Regions from separate parts of the Homo sapiens genome. Here regions 1 and 3 are each linked to region 2. Evidence: chromatin loops called from intact Hi-C (ENCODE). Cell type or tissue: PC-9. All regions are shown on one strand.

What was found. Hi-C counts contacts between places; a loop is a spot of excess contacts. Peaks named below come from ENCODE experiments on the same cell type or tissue, not always from the same donor. Only the 100,000 strongest peaks of a DNase experiment are listed, where the experiment ranks them.
Region 1: a loop joins it to region 2, with 5 times the contacts of the local background. A loop is called at or near these places in 4 of 110 quality-filtered maps.
Region 3: it touches region 2 in a loop (3-fold over the local background); 6 of 110 quality-filtered maps call a loop at or near these places.

The regions. Positions count from the first base shown.
Region 1 is chr5:33,813,750-33,821,749 of GRCh38, forward strand. All of the region lies in intron 2 of ADAMTS12 (ADAM metallopeptidase with thrombospondin type 1 motif 12), which reads right to left. Among named protein-coding and RNA genes, the nearest start is that of ADAMTS12, 74 kb to the right of the region's middle. In PC-9, no CTCF peak of the experiment used is centred here; a DNase peak (open chromatin) is centred at 3,642; H3K27ac peaks cover 2,467 bases.
Region 2 is chr5:33,930,202-33,938,201 of GRCh38, forward strand. It overlaps RXFP3 (relaxin family peptide receptor 3), which reads left to right and starts at 6,185. Exons shown (of 1, transcript NM_016568.3): 1 at 6,185-8,000. The coding sequence starts at 6,540. The coding sequence ends at 7,949. RefSeq lists an enhancer at 837-1,342. In PC-9, CTCF peaks have their summits at 4,697 (motif pointing left) and 4,898; DNase peaks (open chromatin) are centred at 4,120 and 4,690; H3K27ac peaks cover 1,666 bases.
Region 3 is chr5:33,851,786-33,859,785 of GRCh38, forward strand. All of the region lies in intron 2 of ADAMTS12 (ADAM metallopeptidase with thrombospondin type 1 motif 12), which reads right to left. Among named protein-coding and RNA genes, the nearest start is that of ADAMTS12, 36 kb to the right of the region's middle. In PC-9, no CTCF peak of the experiment used is centred here; DNase peaks (open chromatin) are centred at 3,806 and 7,616; H3K4me3 peaks cover 920 bases; H3K27ac peaks cover 4,929 bases.

The sequences.
Region 1 (8,000 bases), 120 kb before region 2:
CCATGTGAATGGCCAGTCTTGGAAGTGGATTCTCCAATCCCCGTCAAGCCACCTCATCTGATGCCATGTGGAGCAGAGACATGCTGTGCCCCCTGAGCTCTGCCCAAATTGCAAAACTAACAAATTGCTCAAATTACAAAAATAACATGGTTACTTTTTTAAAGCCACTAAGTTTTGAGGTGGTTTGTTATGAGGCAATAGGTAAGTAAAAATAGCTTTCTGTCTTTTCTTACTGATTTTCAGGAAATTGGGGCATATACTGAATATGAATCCTTTGTTGCAAGTATGTTCTTCAAATATTTTCTCCCAATCTGTGGCTTGCTATTTCCCTCCCTTAATGATGTCTTTAATTAGAATGAAATCCAATGTATCAATCTTTTCCTTTATCTTAGTGTTTTAATGAAGGAATTGCTCCTTGCTCCAATGTTATAAATATTTTCCCCTGTATTACATTCTAGAAATTGGAAGGTTTTCTTTTTTATACTAAAACCTGAAATTCATCTGGAACTGATTTTGCTTATGATATGAGATAGAGGTTGAGATTTACTTTTTTTCCATATAGATATCTAATTCACCATTGCAATTATTGAAAAGGCCATCCTTTTCCTGCATTGTAATATTACCTTGCTCCTAAATTAAGTGATTGCATGTGAGATCTGTTTCTGGACTTACTGTTCTGTTCAATTTGCATAAGTTAAATTTAAATTTTCTGTTAGCTCAATTAAGTGGAGCAGTCAATTAAGCAGTTAGATACATGAGTTTGAAATCCAAAGCAGATATTTAGGATGAAGATATAAATTTGGGAATCATATGTTTATTGGTTTTCTGAAAAGCCAATCTCAATGGAACTGGATGAAATCACCCAGGGAATATAAGTGTAGATGAGTAGAGGGGAAGCCCAGGCACTGAATCCTAGGATCCTTCAACATTAAGAGGCTGGGAAAAAGAAAGAACTGGAAAAATGGAGAGGCAAGTGTACAACATGCACACTAGAAAAAGTTCTTCACGGAATAACTTCACGTCAACTGCGTCAGTGACAATGATAAGTCAACTCAGGACTGATAATTTACTGTTGGCTTTATCAATGTGGGGACTACTGTGACCTCGACCAGAGGAACTGACAAGACACTCCTTGAAAGGAGGAGTGATGGAGACAAATTCTCGAATCGTAGAGTTTAGGAAAGAATAGGAAAAGGAGTAATGAGAGACAGTGATTTTGCTGCAAATACTGTCAGTAGTTTTGTTACAGATGTGGAGCAGAGTTGCCAACTCAGGTGCTGGGCTTGTCAAGGAGGGTTGTTGTTGTTATTGTTGTTAAATATGGAAGAAATAACAGCAAGATGGTGCAATGAAGGGGAAATTAACAATGCAGGAAAAATAATTTGCTATTACACCTCAGCACTGATTACTTTTGCAGGCTAGCATCTCTTCCCTTGCACCCTCTGGGTCTTGGAGACTGGTGCACAGGTCAGGGAAGTTGTTACAAACTGAATGTTTCTGTTCCCATTAAAGTCATAGATTGAAGCCCCAATCCCAGTGTGATGGTATGTGGAGGCCGGGCCTTTGGGAGGTAATTATTAACAGGTTTAGATGAGGCACTGTGAGTAGAACCCTTATGCTGAATTAGTGCCATTATAAGATGAAGAGACAGCAGAGTTTCCTCCCTCTGCCGTGTGAAGATGCAGCAAGAAGTCAGCCAGTGCCTGCAAGCCAGAAAGAGGGCCCTTGCCCTGAACCTGACCATCCTGGTGCCCTGATCTCAGACTTCTAGCCTTCAGAACTTTGAGAAAGGAATATCTGTTTTTTAAGTCACCTACTCCACAGTGTTCTATTATAGAAGCCTCAGCTAAAAAAAGAAGATTTTAGAGGATTATGGGGAACAGACTTAGCTAGGACATCAACGTTAAAGATGTTGCACAATGAGCAAGGCAGATATCCTGGGGTCCTGGCAAATGAAGGAGAGAGGAGCGCATAGTCCTGAAAGCAGGAAAGGCAAGTTTTACCCAGATCGCAAAGGTATCCAGGACCAGTCCTAATTCCATCTCCTCTAACTATCCAGGAAGGATTCCTCTAAAGTTCTGATGATATTAATGGAGACCCTCTTTCTTCTCTTTCCTTTCACAGCTGGTGTGGACCAGCATCCATCAGTTCACATACCAAGAAAATGTCCAGATGGATGTCCTGTGCTCTCTCATGGGTCCTCCTGGTCTCCGTCTGCAAATTCATTGCCAATTTGCCATCCTTCAAACAAAGAGTAGTGTGATTCTATGGAAAGATGATGAGCACCCAGGTCTGGTCCTGCCATAGTGACTAGGAGCAAGTCAGTGGGCCTCCCTCAGTTTCAGTATCCTTGGGTGAAAAATGCGCACCGCCTGTCAGATCTTTTTCTGTCTTCTGATTATATTTTCCTCACCTTCAGGATTTTTTTGTATTATAAATGAAACAGTTTATAATTGTGTAAATTTGTGGGTATAAAATAATGTTATGATTTATGAATACAATGTGGAATAATTAAATCAAGCCAGTGAACACATCCATCATCTCAAATGCAGTACCTAACAGTTTTTGTGATAATATTTTAAATGTACTGTCTTAGAAATTTTGAAATGTACAATACTCTGTTATTAACTGTATCTACCATGGTATGCAATATAATTCAAAACAAGAAAAAATATATATTCCTCCTGTCTGAGATTTTGTACCTTTTGACCATCATCTCCCCCTTCCCTTCCCTTCACCCGCTAGCCTCTGTATCCCCAGTCTTCCCTTCACCCCCATTCTACTCTCTGCTTCTATGAGGATTATAACCTCTATTGATTCCATTAACATTTATCTAACATATCCAATCAAGAATTACTACTTAACAGTTATGCACTTAGTGCTGTGCTATGTGTTGAGGTTACAAAAAGTGAAGTATAGGCTAGTGGGAGAAAGCCAATGAGAATGAAAAGAATCACAATCCAATGGAAATGACAGGTGAGGAAAGCACAGGGGTGTCTGGGGGTACATCAACTGAGGATGAGAAGCTGAAGAGCAATTTTGTTCTAAGAGTGAGTAGGATTGTTCTGAATCAGATTTTAACTTAGTAGCCTATTTCTTCATCTTTGCCTCAGATACCTACAACTCTAGCTCTTTATATATTGGGTCTCTGTTGATACTGAAACATTTCCAAACAAGTTTCCAAGCAACATAAACTATTGTTTCCCTCAGTAAGTGTGTAGTTTACGGTGCTTCCTCTCCAGGGTGCAGGGGTCAAGAATGAAAAACAAACAGCCTCTCAGTCTATGAGCTGATCACTCAAGCTGTATCCTTAAAAAATATTAATCAGACTTCTACACAAAACAGCTGCTTGGAGGACAAAAGGAAGGTTCAATTCTGCCATTTTGGAAAGATAAGTCACACAGCAAGGTCAAAGCATGTGGTACAATGTTGGATAAACAAGTAAGAAACTCCAATCTTGAAACCTACAGGTAGTAAGTAGTCTATGTTTTACAAGAGACATTAACTTGAACTTTAGTGGAAACTGCCTTGCACTAGAATTAGAAGAATCAGGTTTGGTTATCAATTCATTCATACCTGCAATTTATCATTTAGTCAGTCAAGAAATATTTATGATTCCACAGAATGGAATTCTCCTCACCCTCTTCATTCTTCCCTCTCTAAACCCTGAATACTCAAGGGTCTCAAGTTCCTGCCTTTTCCATTAAACATCCTAATAGGAGTTCTTTATATTGTTATTATGGAAAATACCAAACATTACAAAAATAGAATGGTATAATGAACCTCCATGTACTCCTCACCCATTTTCAGCAATGATCAATTCTTGGACAATCTCATTTAATCTATACCCACCCACTTCCCCCAAACCACATCCTGGATTATTTTGTGGCAAATTCCAGACAGCAGATAATGTCATCAGAAAATATTTGAGTATGTATCTCCAAAAACACAGATTCTCTTTTAAAAAAAAATACAACTACAATGCTCTTTTCACGCCTAAAGAAATTAGCCATAATTCTTTAATTTATCAAATAGTCAGTCAGTATTCAGATGTCCCTGATCATCTCATTTTTTAAAATATGTGACTTTTTCTCCACCTTTCTCTTTTCCATTTAACATTATATCATGTAAATCTTTCCATAGTAGAATATAGAGATACTTAAAAGATCCTTTTCATATAAATAGAGCATTGAGGTTTTATCATGTGAAAAGAGAGCAAGGTATGGATTTATTTGTCTTTTTAAAAATAAATGTTACTGTGTACATTTGAGGTTTACAACATAGGATATATGTAGACAGCAAAATAAATCTGTGGTGAAGCAGTTTAACATATCTATCATCTCACATAGTTACTTTGTTGTGACAAGAGCAGGTAAAATCTACTTATTTTCTACAACAAAAATCCCTAATATTATATAATTTTATTAATTTTAGTACTCATGTTACATTAGATCTCTAAACTATTTTATATATATCTTATATATTTGCTGTTTTCATCCTTTGACCTACAGGTCCATATTTCCTCTCCCCCATCCCCCTGATGACCACTGTTTCATTCTCTGGGTATACAAGCTCTTTCTTAAAAATATGCCACATATAAGTGACATCATGCAATTATTTTTCTTTCTGTGTCTAGCTTAACTTAGCATAATGTCCTAATGGCAGGATCTCCTTCTTTTTTAAGACTGAATTGTATTCCATATATACACATTTCCTTTATCCATTTGTCTGTTTATAGATACTTAAGTTTTTTCCATATTGGCTATTGTGAGTAATGCTGTAATTCACATGAGTGTAGATCTATGTATGAGGTGGTGATTTCCTCTCTTTGGGGTATACTCAGAGGAGGGATTGCTGGGTCACATGTTAGTTCTATTTTTAATTTCTTTAGGAATCTCCATATTGTTTTCCATTGTTTTCCATAATGGCTGTACCAATCTACATTTCCACCAATGGTGTACTAGGGTACCCTTTGCTCCACACCCTCACCAACGTTGGTTATCTCTTGTCTTTTTGGTAATAGCCAAACTTACCAGTGTGAGGTGATATCTCATAGTGATTTTAATTTGCATTTCCTTGATGATTAGTGATGTTCAGTACTTTTTCATATAACTGTTAGTTATTTGTATGTCTTCTATTAAGAAATATCTATTCAAGTCCTTTTCTTATTTTTTAATCAAATTATTTTGTTTTCTGCTATTGAGTTGTAAGAATTTTTAAATAAATTTTAGATATTAACCTCTTATCAGTTATATAGTTTACAAATTTTTTTCCCAGTATGTAGGTTGCCTTTTCATTTTGTTGATTGTTTCCTTTGCTGTGCAAAGCTTTGTACTTTGATGTGGTCCTATTTATTTATTTTTGCTTTTGTAGCCTGAGCTTTTGGTGTGATATCCAAAAAAAGTCATTGCCAAGGCCAATGTTCAAGGAGCATTTTCCTTATGTTATCTTCCATGAGTTTTATGGTTTTAAGTTTTACATTTAGATCTTTTAACCATTTGAATTTTTTGTATGATGTAAAATCAAATTTCATTATTTTGTCAGTGGAAATCTAGTTTTCTCAGCATCATTTATTTAAGAGACTATTCTTTTTTCATTGTGTCCTCTTGATGCCCTTGTTAAAAATTAGTTGGTTAGGATTTATTTCTAGGCACTCTGATTTGTTCCATTGGTCTATGTTTCTGTTTTTATGCCAGTATCATACTGTTTTGATTACTGTAGCTTTGTACTATAATTTTAAATTTCGACATGTGATGCCTCCAACTTTGTTTATCTTTCTCGGTTTTGCTTTAGCTATTTGCAGTTTGTTTTTGTTTTTGTTTTTGTTTTTTGCATGGTTCTATACAAATTTTAGGATTCTTTTTCTAGTTCTGTGAAGAACACCATTGAAATTTTCATAGGAATTGTGTTAAGTCTGTGTATTACTTTGGGAAGCATGGACATTATAAACGATCCACTCAGAAGAATCTGAGATACCCAAACACTTCCTGTAGTAAGGACTAAGGAGCCATCTCATCTGGGGGCCATCAGTGATGGACTTCCTACCTCAACCTAGATGAGAAGGACAAAGAGGCAGTAAAAGGAAAGAGGCAGGAGACCAAGGAAAGAAGCAGCTCACAGTACCCATGGGGAGCTAAAAGTTGGCCATCTCGGAAGGGAAAAGGAATATTCTCCATCCTCTTGCTGCCATTTTGTATTTGTGATTATCTGGTAACAATTGGTTTCTTTTCTGCTGTTGAAGGACACATGCAAGCCCTTCTAGGTATTGTTGGGCATGGTGAGTGGCTGACATTTATTTAGGAGTCTCTGGAACTGGCTAACTGTGGCCTTGGAAAAATCACTTTATTTCTCCAGGTTTCAGCTGTGCCACCTGTAAATAGGGACTGGGTTATATAATTTCAAATGTTCCTTCAAATTCTAGCACTGTTTAGATGTTTTCAATCAAAAATTGAAATCACAGAATTATTTGGGAGCAATCAAAGTAAAATACTAGGATTTTGCTCTTTGCAGGGGGAATTTTATCTTTGAAATGAAGAGCAACAGATTTAAATTAAACATAAAGCAAACTGCCAACAATAATCAAGTTGTTATCATGTTGGAATATGTTAAAAGCACCACCTGCATTATTTGCTTTTAAGTATGCTTTTGCATTTCCTATCCTGGACCTCTTAGAAGAACTTTATACAGATCTTTTAACATATGTTTATTAGACTATGAGTGGCATTTGCACAACATCTAAAGACAACTGATAAACAGTTTATTGGTAGAGGAGATAATAAACTGTTCTGTAGCCAGTAGAACTGAAGTCGGTTTTGACTGAGAGAAGAAATTTCTGTTTGATTATGGAGTTGGGTTTTTTAATTACTAAACTATATATTGCTATAGCTTAATATATAAAAAAAAATTTGGAAAATATAGATCAGGAGAATAATCTCATGCGATCCTATTCACAATAACAAAGACATAGACAACCTAAATGCCCATCAATGATAGACTAGATAAGAAAATGTGGTGCATATGCACCATAGAATATTATGCAGCATGAAAAAGAACAAGATCATGTCCTTTGCAAGGACATGGATGGAGCTGGAGGCTGTTATCCTTAGCAAAGTAATGCATGAACAGAAAACCAAATACGGCATGTTCTCACCTATGAGTGGGAGCTAAATGATGAAAACACATGGACACATAGAGGAAAACAACATACACTGCGGCCTTTCAGAGGGTGGAGTGTGAGAGGAGGGAGAGGATCAGGAAAAATAACTAATGGGTACTACCCTTAATACCTGGGTCGTGAAATAATTTGTACAACAAACCTTCATGACACAAGTCTACCTGTGTAACAAACCTGCACTTGTACCACAGAACCTAAAAGTTAAAATAATAACAATCATCATCATCATCTCACATGATCATAACACCAGTAATGACCATTAATGACATTCTTATAGTTTTACTACATTTATATCTATAATCATTATAATGTAAAATTTTGAGTCATATCATGTATTGCTTTTCATATTTAGCAATCTTATGAATTCCTTTATTTACTTTCAAATAATCTTCCCAAGTACTGGGAGTGACTGCATAATTTTCCACTGTATGAAGATACGCCAATTGTTGGGCATTTCTCTATTTTTTGGCATTTAGTTTGTTTCCAATTTATGTATTTCGTTATTATAGCCAATACTGTTGTAATCATCCCAGTCACTGATTTATAGTGGATATACTGGAAATAAAATCCTAGAAATGAAATTATAATGTTTTAGGTCATACAAATTTTTATTTTGATCTGCATTAAGAAATTGCCCTCTGAACACTCTTGTCACGATCTTTTCCAACCAGCAGTACGTGACTGAGGCATCTCCCCACTCTCTAAGTACTCGTTGTTAGCTTTAACATAATTGAAATATATAAGGCAACACATTTTACTTACAATTTTAAATTTAAAAAAATCATTCCTGTTGCTTAGCTACTCCAAGTCACATTTTTATCAAATA
Region 2 (8,000 bases):
AGCAAGCTCTGCTTTAGCTTAACTGAAGAGCATCTAGAGAAAGGATGGGGATTTCCAGTGAAAAGGATGCATTGCACCAATGCTCGGAGGGGTGTGTATGTAGCATACAAAAATGTAACATGCTGTTGTTCTCTATACACCCTTCCAACTCCCACCTAAAGGGGAGGTCCCTTGAATTGTTTTCCTAGAAGTGAGAATGAGTAACAAAAGATTCTTTCACAGTCTCCTGCCATTTCCCTTTCTAACAAATGGTTCATGTTTAGCCCAGTGGTTTGCAACCTTGGGGAAGGAAGAGATATTTGCCTCCAGGGTATGTCTGGCAATGTTTGGAGACAGTTTTGGTTGTCTGACAAGACAACATCTGGGATTGCTACTGGTATCTAACAAGTAGAGGCCAGAAATGCTAGTAAATAATAATCATACAATGCAGCCCCTCCCACATAACAATGAATTATATGGCCTAAAATGTCAATAGTTTCAAGGTTGAGAAATTTTAATTTAGACTAAAGTGACTGCTTAGATTAGCAGTGGTGCCTGAGGACCCCAAAGGCTCAAACTCTTTGATTTGTTAGGCAGTTAATCGACTCAATTAAAGAGTCAATTGACTCAATTAAAGCGTCAATTAACAAACCAAAGGGTGAAATGTTAGTCAATATCTCTGAATCCCTTTCTAATTCTGTCACTGACTTGCCAGTTGAACTGAAACAAACTTTTGTCTCTCCTGTTGACTCAGTTTCTTTGGTTGCTAGAAGTCAATGAGAATAGCTTTCTAGTTTCATTGGTATCTCCTCTCCCAGTATCTGCCTCCCGAAATAGTGCCCCAAGGTTTTCAATGGTCTCCATGTCCATAAATCCAATGAACATTTCTCCTTTCCTGCCTTCCTTGGCCTCACATTAGACACAGCATTAAATACAGCCCCTGCTTTTTTTCCCCTACATTTCTTTTATTTCTTGGCTTCCATGTGTGAAAGGAAAGTATCTTGGGCCCCCAAAATTACTGAAGAAAACTCAAGCTGGAAACTGCTTGGAGCAAATCTGCCTCCCATTCTATTCAAAGTCACCTCTCTGTTCACTGAGATAGACGCATACCTGATTTTCCTCCTTTGGAAAGGCTAATCAGAAACTCAAAAGAATGTAGCCCTTTGCATATCACCTTCTGTGACCTGGAAGCTCTCTCCCCCGCTTCGAGTCTTCCTGCCTTTGCTTCAAGTTGTCCCGCCTTTCCAGACTGAACCAATGTACTTCTTACATATATTGATTGACGTCTTATGTCTCCCTAAAATGTATATAACCAAGCTGTGCCCCAACCACCTTGGGCACATGTCATCAGGACCTCCTGAGGCTGTGTCATGGGCTCGTGTCCTCAACCCTGGCAAAATAAACTTTCTAAATTAACTGAGACCCGTCTCGGATTTTCGGGGTTCACATGTCACAGGCTCCTAGTTTTCCTCTTTTCTAGCTCTAATTCTCATTGTCATAAACAGTGAGAATATTCATTAAATATACATGTAGCAATTATCATCAACAGGCTTTCCAACCTCTACCAGACAGTCCAATCTCAGATTTCCCCCAGGTTTAACAAGAGATTTCTTCTCACTCTACACTTTTTCTCTAGACAGTCTCATCAATGTCAAAGCTTCAATTATAATCTATACACTGCAGACCCACATATTTTTATCTTCTCTGAGTCACTGATTCATGTATTCAACTGTCTTTTTGACATCTAAATCTGATTGGGGCATTCACACTCTCATATGTCCAGCCTGAATGTGTCATCTTCCCCCACCTCACTTGCTCAGCATGCCTACCTACCCACATGCTCAGGGTAAAAACTTGAAAGCTTTTAATTTGTCCTTACCTTCACCCTTTCTTTGTATGCAGTCCACCCCCAAGTACTGTCAAGTCAGTGTCTTAAATGCCTATTTAAATCTTATTCTGCCCCGCATCCCTCTAGATTAAAGTACAATCATCTCTCTCCTGAACTATTGATGTAGCTTCCTAATTGTCTTGATTTATATCAGCTCCGCCCCTTCCAGTCTACTCATCACACTATATCTAGAGTGATGGTTTGAATATGCGAAACTGATTGTGTTGCTCCCCTGCTTCAAATTTTCCAATGTCCTCCATTACTCCAAAGTCATAGATCAAAATTCTGCAGTCGGAAATTGTTTGACACCTGCCCATGTCACCAGACTATCTAGCACTATTTACTTCATCTCCCTGTGTTATAGGCACTTCATCTTCTTTCTGTCCTACAAAAGCATCATGCTCTTTCCTGCCCAGTGCCTTCACTCAGGCTGTTCCTTCTGCCCAGAGTCCTCTTTCTTCCCCTTTCCTTACCCCCACCTCACCCCCATTTACCTGATTATAGAATTTCCTTTCTTCCAAGATACTATAGCTTATAAGACACACCTTTTGTTTACAGCTTTCTAGAGAAAAAAATTATTCACTAAATAGGTATATAGCAATTGGAAATCCATATTGATCTTAAAAATCTTTAATTTGATAAGATGTGAATCTTAGAATTAGATAAATATGCTTGTAAATAGTTAAAAGTTAGTTACTTGCACATGGTTTTGTAACTTTCTATTTTACTCTGTTTTTTTCTTATTGTAATTATAATAATACAATTTATTAGAATTTTTTTTTTTTTTTTGAAATGGCGTCTTGCTCTGTTGCCCAGGCTGGAGTCCAGCCATGTGATCTCAGCTCATTGCAACCCCCACCTCCTGGGCTCAAGCAAGTCTCCTGGCTCAGCCTCCAGAGTAGCTGGGACTACAGGCATGTGCCACTACACACAGCTAATTTTTGTATTTTTAGTAGAGACGGGGTTTCACCATGTTGGCTAGGCTGGTCTTGAACTCCTGACCTTAAGTGATCTGCCTGCCTCAGCACCCCAAAGTGCTGGAATTACAGACATGAGACAGTGTGCCCAACCCAGAATTCAAATTTTTAAAAGGTCTCTCTCATCTATTAGAATGTGAGTTCTGGTACCACTAAATCTCTAGTACATGACACAGTGTCTAGCACAAAGTCGGTGTTAAGATTAACCAACATGTTCAAATCAGAATTGCTCCATTTCCCATTAGGTTATGTTCAAGCCAGGCTGTGTACCCACCCTATGCTAGTTTCTATTGCTATTATAACACATGGGCAGAAATGTTGTGGCTTAAAAGAAGGTACATTTATTCTCTCACAGTTCTGGAGATCAGAGATTCAAAATCAGTTTCACTAGAGTAAAGCCAAGATGTCAGAAGAGCTGTTTCCTTCTTGAGGCTTTAGGAGAGAATCCATCTTTTTGCTTAGTTAAGCTTCTAGTGGCTGCAAAGTTCCTTTGGCTGTATAAAGTAACATCCAAGGGCTTGGGAAATGGGATGTGGACATATTTGTGTGTGGGGGGAGGCATTATTCAGCCTACCACCCACCCCTGTGTTGAAAAACAATATGGAAGACTTAGATCCAAATTGGAAAATGGAGCATAGATCAAGAGACATCACTTAAGAGTCAAGACTATGTTTTAGACCGGGTGTGGCTCCTTCCTAGTGGTGAGATTCTTGGTAAATACCTTCATTTCTTCAAGCCTCCTCCGCAAAATGCTGGACCAAAGCAGGTGATTTCTTCCCTTCTATGATCATGGGCTCCCAATGGTTACATGCTAGAGTATGATTTTATGCTGTCCTCATGGCTTCGCATGGCCCACATGGCTTCAGGAACACAAAAGAAGCCCAGAAAAAGGTTTCAAGATCCCATACCCTGCCACTGTGAATGAGAGACAGTTTCTTGATGCTGATTTTCCTCCAGGCCCCCATCACAGCCTGGTTTCAATTTTGGTAAGAAGAGGAACAGAAAAACAGACCACATATGTAACATAACAAGCTCTGCACCCTTCCTCCTTTATGGTTTCTTTAAATACCAACATAGAGTACCCCCTCCCAAAAAACCTAAAACTGGAATATCCCATCAAGGTATAACTATTTATTACCTACCCACCCCTTAAAAAAAAAGGGAAATAATAAAAGAGGTAAAATTATTGTCCACTTATCTGGCATGAATCATTACATTCTAGATAACTTAGTCATGCACAAAACTAAACAAAAAATATAGTTTTAGACACTAGTAGATTGCACACTCATCTAGATTAAGAATTCCAGAGACGCTCAAAATAGAGGACTTATGTCTTTCAGCCTATCTCAGTGCCTGGCAAGAGTAAGTGGCCAATGAATGTGAGATGAATTGAATCAGGCCCCTATAATTTTTTCATAAAGTATGAATATGTACATGTGATTTGGAGCAGACCAAGTAGATATATTCCTGGGTGTGCCTAGAAGCACTGAGAAGCTGTGTATGTGTTAGATGGAGGTCATTGGTGTGAACATACCAAAAATTTAACAGCAGAGAGCTTTCAGGGTATGCCCCAGCTTTTCTTGTGTTTCAACAGCCCCTTGAAATATTAGAAAAGAGAAATAGAGACATAGATGAAGAGAGAGAGAAAATTGATGGAGAAATAACCAGTTAAAAATAAAGTCAAAACTGAGTGTGAAAGTGAGGCTACTAAAACCAGGATAATAGTCATCCATAGAAATAACCTGTGCTTTGGGAGGAATCCTCAGGGCAGGGGTGATCTCCAGGTAAGAACTGATCAAAGGAGATGTTTGTGTTTGGCTAGGTTTTTACTAAAGCCCTTACTCCCTCTAGTGGGAAGACGGAGCTGTGCAGCATCCGTAGCAAGGTGTGTGCTCTTCAGGGCTAAAAGTCCTTTGGAATCAAGATTGTTTCTTGTTTCTTTTTTTTTCTTTTTTCCTTTTTCTCTTTCTTTTCTTTTCTTTCTTTCTTTCTTTCTTTCTTTCTTTCTTTCTTTCTTTCTTTTTCGTTTTTCTCTTTCTTTCTTTTTCTGTTTCTTATCTCCTCAGCTTGAAGGTTGCATCCTCTTTATCTCCTTAAGTAAAGCTGGGAGTTCTGTAGTACTCCAGGAGTGAGGACAATTATGCTTAAGAAACTTTGGTTTCAGTTTAGTCCCAGACCAAGAGGAAAACATTTCAAAATTTTAAAGTAAATCCTAAAAGTGTAATTTACACCAGAGCGATTGACCTGGCATTTATGTAGACTGAAGCTTGAGAAGTAATTCAAGTGGTTTCCACTCATTCCCTTGGAAGAGTCCTTAGAATGTACTTCCATTGGTCTGAAAAACGCCTGAAAAAGAGTCCTGATGCTAACAGTAATGGAAATAGGAGGGCTGGTGGTTCACGATCAGCCCAGTGGTATCCTCTATTCTATTTGCATCTAGGTAAAGAGACTGTGGCCTGTATGTGATCAAACAATTTGTTGAAGCGCTTTGGGCTTAGGGCATTTAATTTCTGTGAAGTAGGACCATCAGTTGTTTGCTCTGTTTTTGTGTCACCTCTCAGAATACATTAAAGTAGGGGCAACCCTTGAGCCCAGACTTCTGCCATGTGAAGACCCTTTGAAAATCCTGACAAACACAGGTACTGCGTAAGTGGTCAGCTAATTAAAGAGGGGAGGTGGAGCTGTCCTTTGTGTATCCAATAAGTACCCATTATCTCATTTGAGCATGAAAAGAGGCCACTGTTATTACTTTCAAGAAGGAAAGTAAGCAGGATAGCTCATATTTTTAGAACAATTCCTCACCAAATGGAATAATTCCGGTGAAAAGTGGGAGTGAGGAAGAAAGAAAAAAAAAACTTCTAATCATAATGTTTGGGAATAAGAAAGGAAGAAGAAACTCACGTCAAAGCCGACTTTCTCCTGCAGCTGTAAAATAAACTCTTAAGACCCTTCCTGCTGAAACTCTGGAGAGGAAAACTGGAGTGGCGGGTGGGCTTTGCCTGCAGCTCAACTCTCCCTCGCGGCGCGGGCGCGGCTGGGTTCAGCACCTCGGAAAGCGCCCCTCGCGGCGCCCCGGGATTACGCATGCTCCTTGGGGCCCGCCGCCTTGGCCGTGCAAGTGCCACCGTAACTGGTGAGAGCCGCTGGCAACCCACCCGGAGTTGACAACCGCGGAGAGACGCAGACACCCACTGACCTCCAGGAAGCTGAGCGTGGTGGATGGAACTCTACGATCTCTTTCTCTCCAAGGACGGAAACCTCATCCAAGCAGTCCCAGAGGAAACGGATAAAGGTATTTGAAAGGGAGCGAGCGGCCCCAAATCGCACAATTGAGCGGCTGGGGGAGTTATGCGCCAGTGCCCCAGTGACCGCGGGACACGGAGAGGGGAAGTCTGCGTTGTACATAAGGACCTAGGGACTCCGAGCTTGGCCTGAGAACCCTTGGACGCCGAGTGCTTGCCTTACGGGCTGCACTCCTCAACTCTGCTCCAAAGCAGCCGCTGAGCTCAACTCCTGCGTCCAGGGCGTTCGCTGCGCGCCAGGACGCGCTTAGTACCCAGTTCCTGGGCTCTCTCTTCAGTAGCTGCTTTGAAAGCTCCCACGCACGTCCCGCAGGCTAGCCTGGCAACAAAACTGGGGTAAACCGTGTTATCTTAGGTCTTGTCCCCCAGAACATGACCTAGAGGTACCTGCGCATGCAGATGGCCGATGCAGCCACGATAGCCACCATGAATAAGGCAGCAGGCGGGGACAAGCTAGCAGAACTCTTCAGTCTGGTCCCGGACCTTCTGGAGGCGGCCAACACGAGTGGTAACGCGTCGCTGCAGCTTCCGGACTTGTGGTGGGAGCTGGGGCTGGAGTTGCCGGACGGCGCGCCGCCAGGACATCCCCCGGGCAGCGGCGGGGCAGAGAGCGCGGACACAGAGGCCCGGGTGCGGATTCTCATCAGCGTGGTGTACTGGGTGGTGTGCGCCCTGGGGTTGGCGGGCAACCTGCTGGTTCTCTACCTGATGAAGAGCATGCAGGGCTGGCGCAAGTCCTCTATCAACCTCTTCGTCACCAACCTGGCGCTGACGGACTTTCAGTTTGTGCTCACCCTGCCCTTCTGGGCGGTGGAGAACGCTCTTGACTTCAAATGGCCCTTCGGCAAGGCCATGTGTAAGATCGTGTCCATGGTGACGTCCATGAACATGTACGCCAGCGTGTTCTTCCTCACTGCCATGAGTGTGACGCGCTACCATTCGGTGGCCTCGGCTCTGAAGAGCCACCGGACCCGAGGACACGGCCGGGGCGACTGCTGCGGCCGGAGCCTGGGGGACAGCTGCTGCTTCTCGGCCAAGGCGCTGTGTGTGTGGATCTGGGCTTTGGCCGCGCTGGCCTCGCTGCCCAGTGCCATTTTCTCCACCACGGTCAAGGTGATGGGCGAGGAGCTGTGCCTGGTGCGTTTCCCGGACAAGTTGCTGGGCCGCGACAGGCAGTTCTGGCTGGGCCTCTACCACTCGCAGAAGGTGCTGCTGGGCTTCGTGCTGCCGCTGGGCATCATTATCTTGTGCTACCTGCTGCTGGTGCGCTTCATCGCCGACCGCCGCGCGGCGGGGACCAAAGGAGGGGCCGCGGTAGCCGGAGGACGCCCGACCGGAGCCAGCGCCCGGAGACTGTCGAAGGTCACCAAATCAGTGACCATCGTTGTCCTGTCCTTCTTCCTGTGTTGGCTGCCCAACCAGGCGCTCACCACCTGGAGCATCCTCATCAAGTTCAACGCGGTGCCCTTCAGCCAGGAGTATTTCCTGTGCCAGGTATACGCGTTCCCTGTGAGCGTGTGCCTAGCGCACTCCAACAGCTGCCTCAACCCCGTCCTCTACTGCCTCGTGCGCCGCGAGTTCCGCAAGGCGCTCAAGAGCCTGCTGTGGCGCATCGCGTCTCCTTCGATCACCAGCATGCGCCCCTTCACCGCCACTACCAAGCCGGAGCACGAGGATCAGGGGCTGCAGGCCCCGGCGCCGCCCCACGCGGCCGCGGAGCCGGACCTGCTCTACTACCCACCTGGCGTCGTGGTCTACAGCGGGGGGCGCTACGACCTGCTGCCCAGCAGCTCTGCCTACTGACGCAGGCCTCAGGCCCAGGGCGCGCCGTCGGGGCAAGGTGGCCTTCCCCGG
Region 3 (8,000 bases), 78 kb before region 2:
TCATTCATTTATTCTGCACCATACGTTCAGGTAAAACCCCTTTCTGCAGACTTATTCTGCATTAGCTACTCCCAGTATGGGCATACACATGCTCATGTGCACACACGCATGTGCAAGCACACACACACACACCATAGCCTGCTTATCAATCAACTCTAATTTGTCCGGAAGCTCTGCCATGAGTGGCACATTCCCCATATTCTTTCCTTATCAAGCTCTGTAGAGGTTGGAAAAGATAAGAGACCACTGACTATTCCTAAGCCTTATATTATCTAACAGTTTAACCTCCTGTGTTTCTTCTGCAAATGTGCTAACAACAACAACAACAACAAAACCAAATTGTAAAAACAACTAAAACAAAGACCAAGGAAGAGAAAGAAAAGCCAAAGAAAATTCCCAGAAAGCTCAGTTTGGTAAACAGAAAAAAAAAGTCCTTAGAGATCGGCTGAGAATACTGAAGGACCAGAAAGAGAAAGAATCAGTGGTAAACTTTTAAAAAGTTTTTAAAAAGGTTTTCTAGAAGAAAGAAAGGCTGCTTGGAAGAAAGATAGTAGTATCTGATGACCCACTAAGAGACTGAAAGTTGTGCATTTTAAAATTAAGTGACTCATTTCTTACGGCCAAAGCAGAAATCAAACGGGAAAAAACAGTCTAGAGAAAAATCTGCCATAAACAGGGTACAGAGGGTGAGTGGATGGAGAATGGGTAAAGGGAGGAATCAGTGACACCAAATGCGGCCGTTTAGTATGAAATTTCATAATCTGATAAATCTGTTTCTGAAAATAGTTTATTGTCCTCCCAGCCAATTTAATTGCAGAACTATGAAGGAATGTCTACATGGAAATGTGCAGTCTGCAAGTTAGAGAAACGGTCTGGTAGGAAGCACTAGTGTATGAAATTCACTCTATTAAAGTAAATGTCTGAAATCTCTCAAGGAGGGAAATAAGCAAATCCAGCAACATACACCATTGGGAAAAAAGCTAAGAAGGTCATTTGTATGTGTTTGTTGAAAGGAAGATTTTCAGTATTTGATTATTTGAAAGGGCTTAAAAGCAAATAACAGGTATCATCAATAAAAAGGCAAACAGACAGGATGGCTGCAGTTTATGGAGACACACAAAAAAAACACATGCATACCTTCTCTAAATCCCCATTCATTTAGTCAGGGGTCTAGAACTTAACAGAGGCAAGGTGGCCACAGCCCCTCAGGAGCAGGGGCCATGCCTCCTGCCCCTACCCCTGCCGTCCCCAGGGTGCACTGCTGTCAGCAGCCCTGTCTGCATGGGTACTGTCCTCCCGGAACCGAGCAGGGAGCCTAATTCTTGTTTTGCCACTGCCCTGTTACACATAGATTTTAATCACCACCTTGGAAAACTCCACACTAACAATCTCTTAAGAGAATATTTATAACATCAAGGTCTCTTCATTCTTGACCTAAACTTAGAATCAACAAGGTCCATCCCCTTGAGATAGGAATAAAACCATCAACAATGCTAGCTGTCATTGTCTGTCCCAGCCCTTCTGTGGCCCAGAAAGCCTGTCTCTTCTCAACAGCTTAGATGAAAACACCAAAACAAGAGATTATTGCTTGGCACACTCATCAAGCAGACAAGAATTAAAGAGCATGAGAAGAACCAGCAGCTTTTCTGGTAAGAGCTATCCATGCCAAAGACACAGATTTGAACATAACGCAACACAGCAGAGAATAGGGGAGCAGAAAAGGATGACAATGAATGGGTACATTTGGCCAAATGACCCATCTTTTTTGGCTTCCAAGTTCCCATGTATCTTCTCAGTCTTTTCCTGAATCACATTGTCTAAGATTCCTCTTCCACTCCTTCACCCATCAACATTGATTAGAGCAGCATCATTCCCTGCTACTGTTTTAAGCATCATTAGGCTTTCGACAAACAATTTGCCACAAGGATGCAAGACATAAAAGGGTGAACTCAAATAGAATTAGTGTCTGTGTTTAATGGGTCAATGCTTCTCAAATTTTAATGCACATACAAATCACCTGGGGATCTTGTTAAAATTTAGGTCTAATTCAGCTGACCAGGGGAGGATCTGAGAATGTGCATTTCTAACAAGCCCTCAGGTGATGCCAATCCTGCTGGTCCCTGGGCTGCAAGGATCCAGTTCATCCAAAGTAACAGCTCTAAAGAGGCAAAGTCTTGTCTAAAGTAACACAGTGCATAGTCGAGCTAGGACTTGAGCTCAGCTCCTCCAACTCCCAAATTCGGTGGAATTGCCCTTTATGCAAAATATGTCAAGCCTCCACATGGGTTGTCTGGTTAAAAATAAATCAGTCATCTTATACTGAAAGATCACCTCCAATGACCAAGTAAAACAATTTTTCAGTTACAGGACATAAAAACCAGGCCTCTTGTTTTCCCATTTTTCAAAGTCCTTATTAATATCTGTAAATCAATGGGGACATTTTCAAAAGGGATTAGCTCTCTTTAATATTTAAGCTCCCTACCTGTGATTCATATTCGGTCAAAAAGAACAGAAATATTAATCCATGAATATCTGGAGGGAGGCTCTGGACACCTAGTCTTCAGTTTATGTAATGAAAACAGAGAAGAGATTCAAAGTAAAGTCTCCAGAAGAGATAAACACCAGAAGGGAGTAACATCTGTGGGCTGCATTTGTGTAGACCCTTAAGCCAAGTCACTAACCCTATAATAGAGAATCTGGCCTCTTTCCCCAGTAATAGCAGAGATCATTCTCCATTCCTTCTCCTGTACCATCCCTAGACCATAGGAAGGTCTGCTGATTCAAGACCCAGCAGAAAGAAGAAAACAATGCTGCTTCTTAAAACATAGGTTCTTCAATTCTATCCCTCCCATCTCTAATTGGTCATGATGGGAACTCACAAAATAAACCTGATGAACTGAAAAGTAAGCAGAAAGACAAAAAGGGAGGGAGGGGGAGAAAAAACCATTCCTATTTATGAGGCTGCAGCACAAAGCACTGATAGCGACAGGAGGAATTTCCGCCAGCCAGAGGCCCCATTCCAAAGTCTCATGTCTGAGTAAGCATGGGTCTTACCAGGCAACCCCCAAAGGTCAGAGGTCAGAGAGAATTCCTCATCCTGGGGGGCAGAGTCAGGGGATAAGCAGAACATTTATTTCCCTCCCCCTGGTGAGGGACAACAAACCCTGACACACAGGCATCCTGCAACTCAAATCAGTGATTTCTGCCAGTGAGCCACAAAGTTCCGGATCAGGAAACAAGGCAAGAAGCCTCACTGGGCAAGTTTTCCCACACAGCTCTGCCAGTAGATTTCATTCCTCAGCTACATCACCCCAGGCTTTAGACAGCATTCAAGAACAAGAGGGCAGAAACGGTCACATTCTTTGATTGTATGGAAAAGGAACCAGCAGAATTTTCCATCTGGGCCAAGAACTGAACTGCACTTAAAAGAGTAACGTGGTATGAGGCATGTCCCCTCTCTCAATGGAGGCACCATCAGATGGCACACATTTTAAATGTCACTAATCCTCATTTGTAGCATTCACACAGCTAAACAGAGAGAATGCTTAATCCTTGCATTTCTGGAAATTAGAATCTAAGGAAGTTTAACAAGTTCAAATTATTATAACAGCATATCCTAGGACAAATTGATTCCTTGCTGGTTAGAAGCTGGAAAGCTATTCCAAAGCTCCATGGTGTCCTACATGTTAAAAGAAGGAAGATTAAATTTCTTTTTGGAGCAGACATTCTATTTGTTCTGGTGATTAAAATAAAAATTGTCTTCATCTCGATGTAAAGGTGGTTAAACAGGGAAACGAGTCATGTTTGCCTTCGAACATGACTACTGGGTTTATATTTCAGCAGAAATGTGTCACTGCAGTTTTGCATATTTGTATGGGAGAAATGTTTTTTTTCTCTGCATATTTATAGAATGTGAGTCTTTATATAATTGTATCTTTTTTGTTGTTGTTGTTTTTGAGACAGGGTCTTGCTCTATTGCCCGGGCTAGAGAGCAGTGGCATGATCACAGCTCATTGCAGCCTTGCATCAACCACAGTCTCAAGCAATTCTCCCACCTCAACCTCCGACGTAGTTGGGACTATAGGCAAGCGCCACCACACCCAGCTATTTTGTTTGTTTGTTTGTTTGTAGCGATGATGCCTCACTACGTTGTGTAGGTTTGTCTCCAACTCCTGGATTCAAACAATCCTCCTGCCTCAGCCTCCCAAAGTGCTGGGATTACCAGCATGAGCCACTGTACCCAGCATAATTGTGTCTTCTTGAGAAGGCCTCCCAACTTGTATTCCAGCACAAACAGTTCTTCACTGGAGATAGAAGCAAAACCTGAATGATTTCGAGAAATAGACACAGACTTATTCTTCACCTTGAATCAAAGGAGAGACTGGATAGAGAATTGGTCAGGACCTGCTGTAGCTCAGTGGAAAAGGATCTGTTGAATAATACACACACATCCCCCGCAAAACCTCCCTGCACTGCTGTTTGAGACTAAATAACTCAGGCTTTGGAAAACATGCTGGTGATGGACTATTGTGTCCTGGGTGATTGTCATCTGGGAACATAAAGCTGGGCCAAATCCTATGGGTAAGGGGCTATATGACTCTTATAGTCACACATATTTGTGCAAATTGCAAGAAGTCATGCAGGGAAGGCAGGTGAAATTGTAAAAGGTAGCCCCTCCAGAAAAAGTGGCAGCCAGTGGGATGATTTGCACCTTTAATCCCAGCCATTTGGGAGGCTGAGGTAGGAGGATCACTTGAGCCCAAGAGTTCAAGTCCAACCTGGGCAACATAGTGAGACCCCATCTCTAAATTTTAAAGGATTTCTCAAAAAAAAAAAGCATACAAGTAGCAAATACGTATATGAAAAGGTGGAAAACTTCACTAAATATCTGGGAAATGCATATCAAAACCACTAGATATAGCCCTGCACCTGTCAGAATGGCTATTATAAAAAAGACCAGGGATAACAAGTTTGGCCATGATGCGAAGAAAAGAAAACCCTTGTATCCTGCTGGTGGGAATGTAGATTGGTACAGCCATTACAGAAAACAGTGTGAAAATTCCTCAAAAACTAAAAGTAAATTACCATATGATTCAGCAATTCCACTTTTGGGTATATACCCAAAGGAATTGAAATCACTGTCTTCAAGAGATAGCTGCAATCTCACGTTTATGGCAGCACTATCCACAATAGCCAAGATATGGAAACAGCCTAAATGTCCACTGACAGACAAATGGATAAAGAAATTCAATACATGTACACGTGTGTATATGTGTGATAAAATATTACACAGCCTTTAAAACGAAAGAAAACCTGTCATGTGTGACAACATAGGTGGACCTGGAGAATGCCACGTTAAGTGAAGTAAGGCAGCTGCAGAAAGACAAATACGGCATGATCTCACTTATATGTGGAACCAAAATAGTCAAACTCACAGAGGCAGAGAGTAGAATGGTGGTTGCCAGAGCCTGGGGGAAGCGGGAAATGGGGAGATGTTGCACAAAGGGTACAGAGTTTCAGTTATGTAAGATGATTAATTTCTAGAGATCTAATGTAAAACAATGTGACTGTTGTTAACAATACTGAAGTGTATACTTGAAATTTGCTAAGAGGGTAGATTTTAAGTGCTCTCATCACAAAAAAAAAAAAGAAAATGGTAAAATGGTAATTAATATGAGGTGATGAATATGCTGATTCACTTGACTGTGGTTATTATTACATATATATGTATAACAGATCACCAAGTTGTACATCTTAAATATACACAATTTTTGTTTGTCAATTATACATCAGTAAGGCTGGAAAAGAAAAAAAACTGAAGCTCCAAAGCAAAGGGAATTTGATAAGTTCAGTTAGAACTGAAACCTCTCTTATGTTCCTTGAGAAACACACAAAAAATTGGAATTATATTTACTTCTGCCTCTTAAAGACTAAGTTAGACGTTAGAGCAAAGGAAACTGCCAGAGACAGAGATAAACATTATACAATGATAACCATGTCGCTTCACCTGGAAGACCTAAGTGTATAGCAATCCCAAATGTATATGCATCAAACAACAGAGATGCAAAATATGTGAAGAAAATCTGATAGAACTGAAAGGATGAATAGACAAATTCACAATTATGGTTGGAGACTTCAATACTTCTATCTCTCAAAAAATGACAGAACAACTAGACAGAAAATCAGCTAGGGTAAAGTAAAAGAATTCAACAAGACCATCAGCCAACAGTATCTAATAAAACATTTATGAAACACTCTCTCCAACAACAGCAAGACACACATTCTTTTCAAGATGGAACTATAAATTTCAAGAAACTTAAAAGAATTGAAATAATATAAACTGTGTCCTCTGACTACAATGAAATTAAAATGGAATTCAATAACAGAAAGATAACAGGAAAACCTCCAAGCACTTGCAAACTAGACACTTCTAAATAATCCATGGGTCAAAGAAAAAGTCTCAAACAAATTAAAAACTTCAGTGAACTAGATGAAATCAAAATGTAACATATCAAAACTGTAAGACACAGAAAAAGCAATGCTGAGAGGAAAAGCTAAAGCACAAAATGCTTACAGTAGAAAAGGACAAGTCCAGGTGTGCTGGCTCACGCCTATAATCCCAGCACTTTGAAAGGCCAAGGTGGGAGGATTGCTTGAGCCCAAGAACTCAAGACCAGCCAAGGCAACATAGTGAGACCCAATCTCTACAAAAGATTTTAAAAATTAGCCAGGTGTGGTGTTGCACACCAGTAGTCGCAGCAACTTGGAAGGCTGAGGTGGGAGGATTGCTTGATCCCAGGAGGTTTAGGCTGCAGTGAGCCAAGATTACACCACTACCCTCCAGTCTGGGTCACAGAGCAAGACATCATCTCAAAAAAAAAAAAAGAAAAGAAAAAAGAAATTGCCAACAACAAAAAAAACTTGAGACCTGGTTAAGATGGCCAAATAGGAATGGCTCTGGTCTGCAGCTCCAGTGAGATCAATGCAGAAGGCAGGTGATTTCTTCATTTCCAACTGAGGCACCCAGCTCATCTCATTGGGACTGGTTAAACAGTGAGTGCAGCCCACAGAAGGCAAGCAGAAGCAGGATGGGGTGTCACCTTACCCGGGAAGCACAAGGGGTCAAGGAACTCCCTCCCTTAGCCAAGGGAAGCCGTGAGGGTCTGTGCCTTGAGGAACGGTGCACTCCAGCCCAGATGCTACACTTTTCCCATGGTCTTCACAATCCGCAAACCAGGAGATTCCCTCAGGTGCCTATGCCACCAGGGCCCTGGATTTCAAGCGCAAAACTGGGTGGCGGTTTGGGCAGACACTGAGCTCACGGCAGGAGTTTTTTCATACCCCAGTGGCACCTGGAATGCCAGCAAGAAAGAACTGTTCACTTCCCTGGAAAGGGGGCTAAAGCCAGGGAGCCAAGTGGTCTAGCTCCCCAGATCCCATCCCCACAGAGCCCAACAAGCTAAGATCCACTGGCTTGAAATTCTCGCTGCCAGCACAGCAGTCTGAAGTTGATCCGGGATGGACTAGCTTGGTGGGGGGAGGGGCATCCACCATCACTAAAGCTTGAGTAGGTGGTTTTCCCCTCACAGTGTAAACAAAGCTGCCAGGAAGATCAAACTGGGCGGAGCCCACCGCAGCTCAGCAATGCCACTGTAGCTAGACTGCCTGTCTAGATTCCTCCTCTCTAAGCAGGGCATCTCTGAAAGAAAGGCAGCAGCTCCAGTCAGGGGCTTATAGATATAACTCCCATCTCCCTGGGACAGAGCATTTGGGTGAAGGGGTGGCTGTGGGCACACCTTCAGCAGACTTAAACATTCCTGCCTGCTGGCTCTGAAGAGAGCAGTGGATCTCCCAGCACAGTGCTCAAGCTCTGCTAAGGGACAGACTGCCTCCTCAAGTGACTCTCTAACCCCCATGCCTCCTGACTGGGAAACACCTCCCAGCAGGGGTCGACAGACACCTCATACAGCAGAGCTCCAGGTGGCATCTCGTGGGTGCCC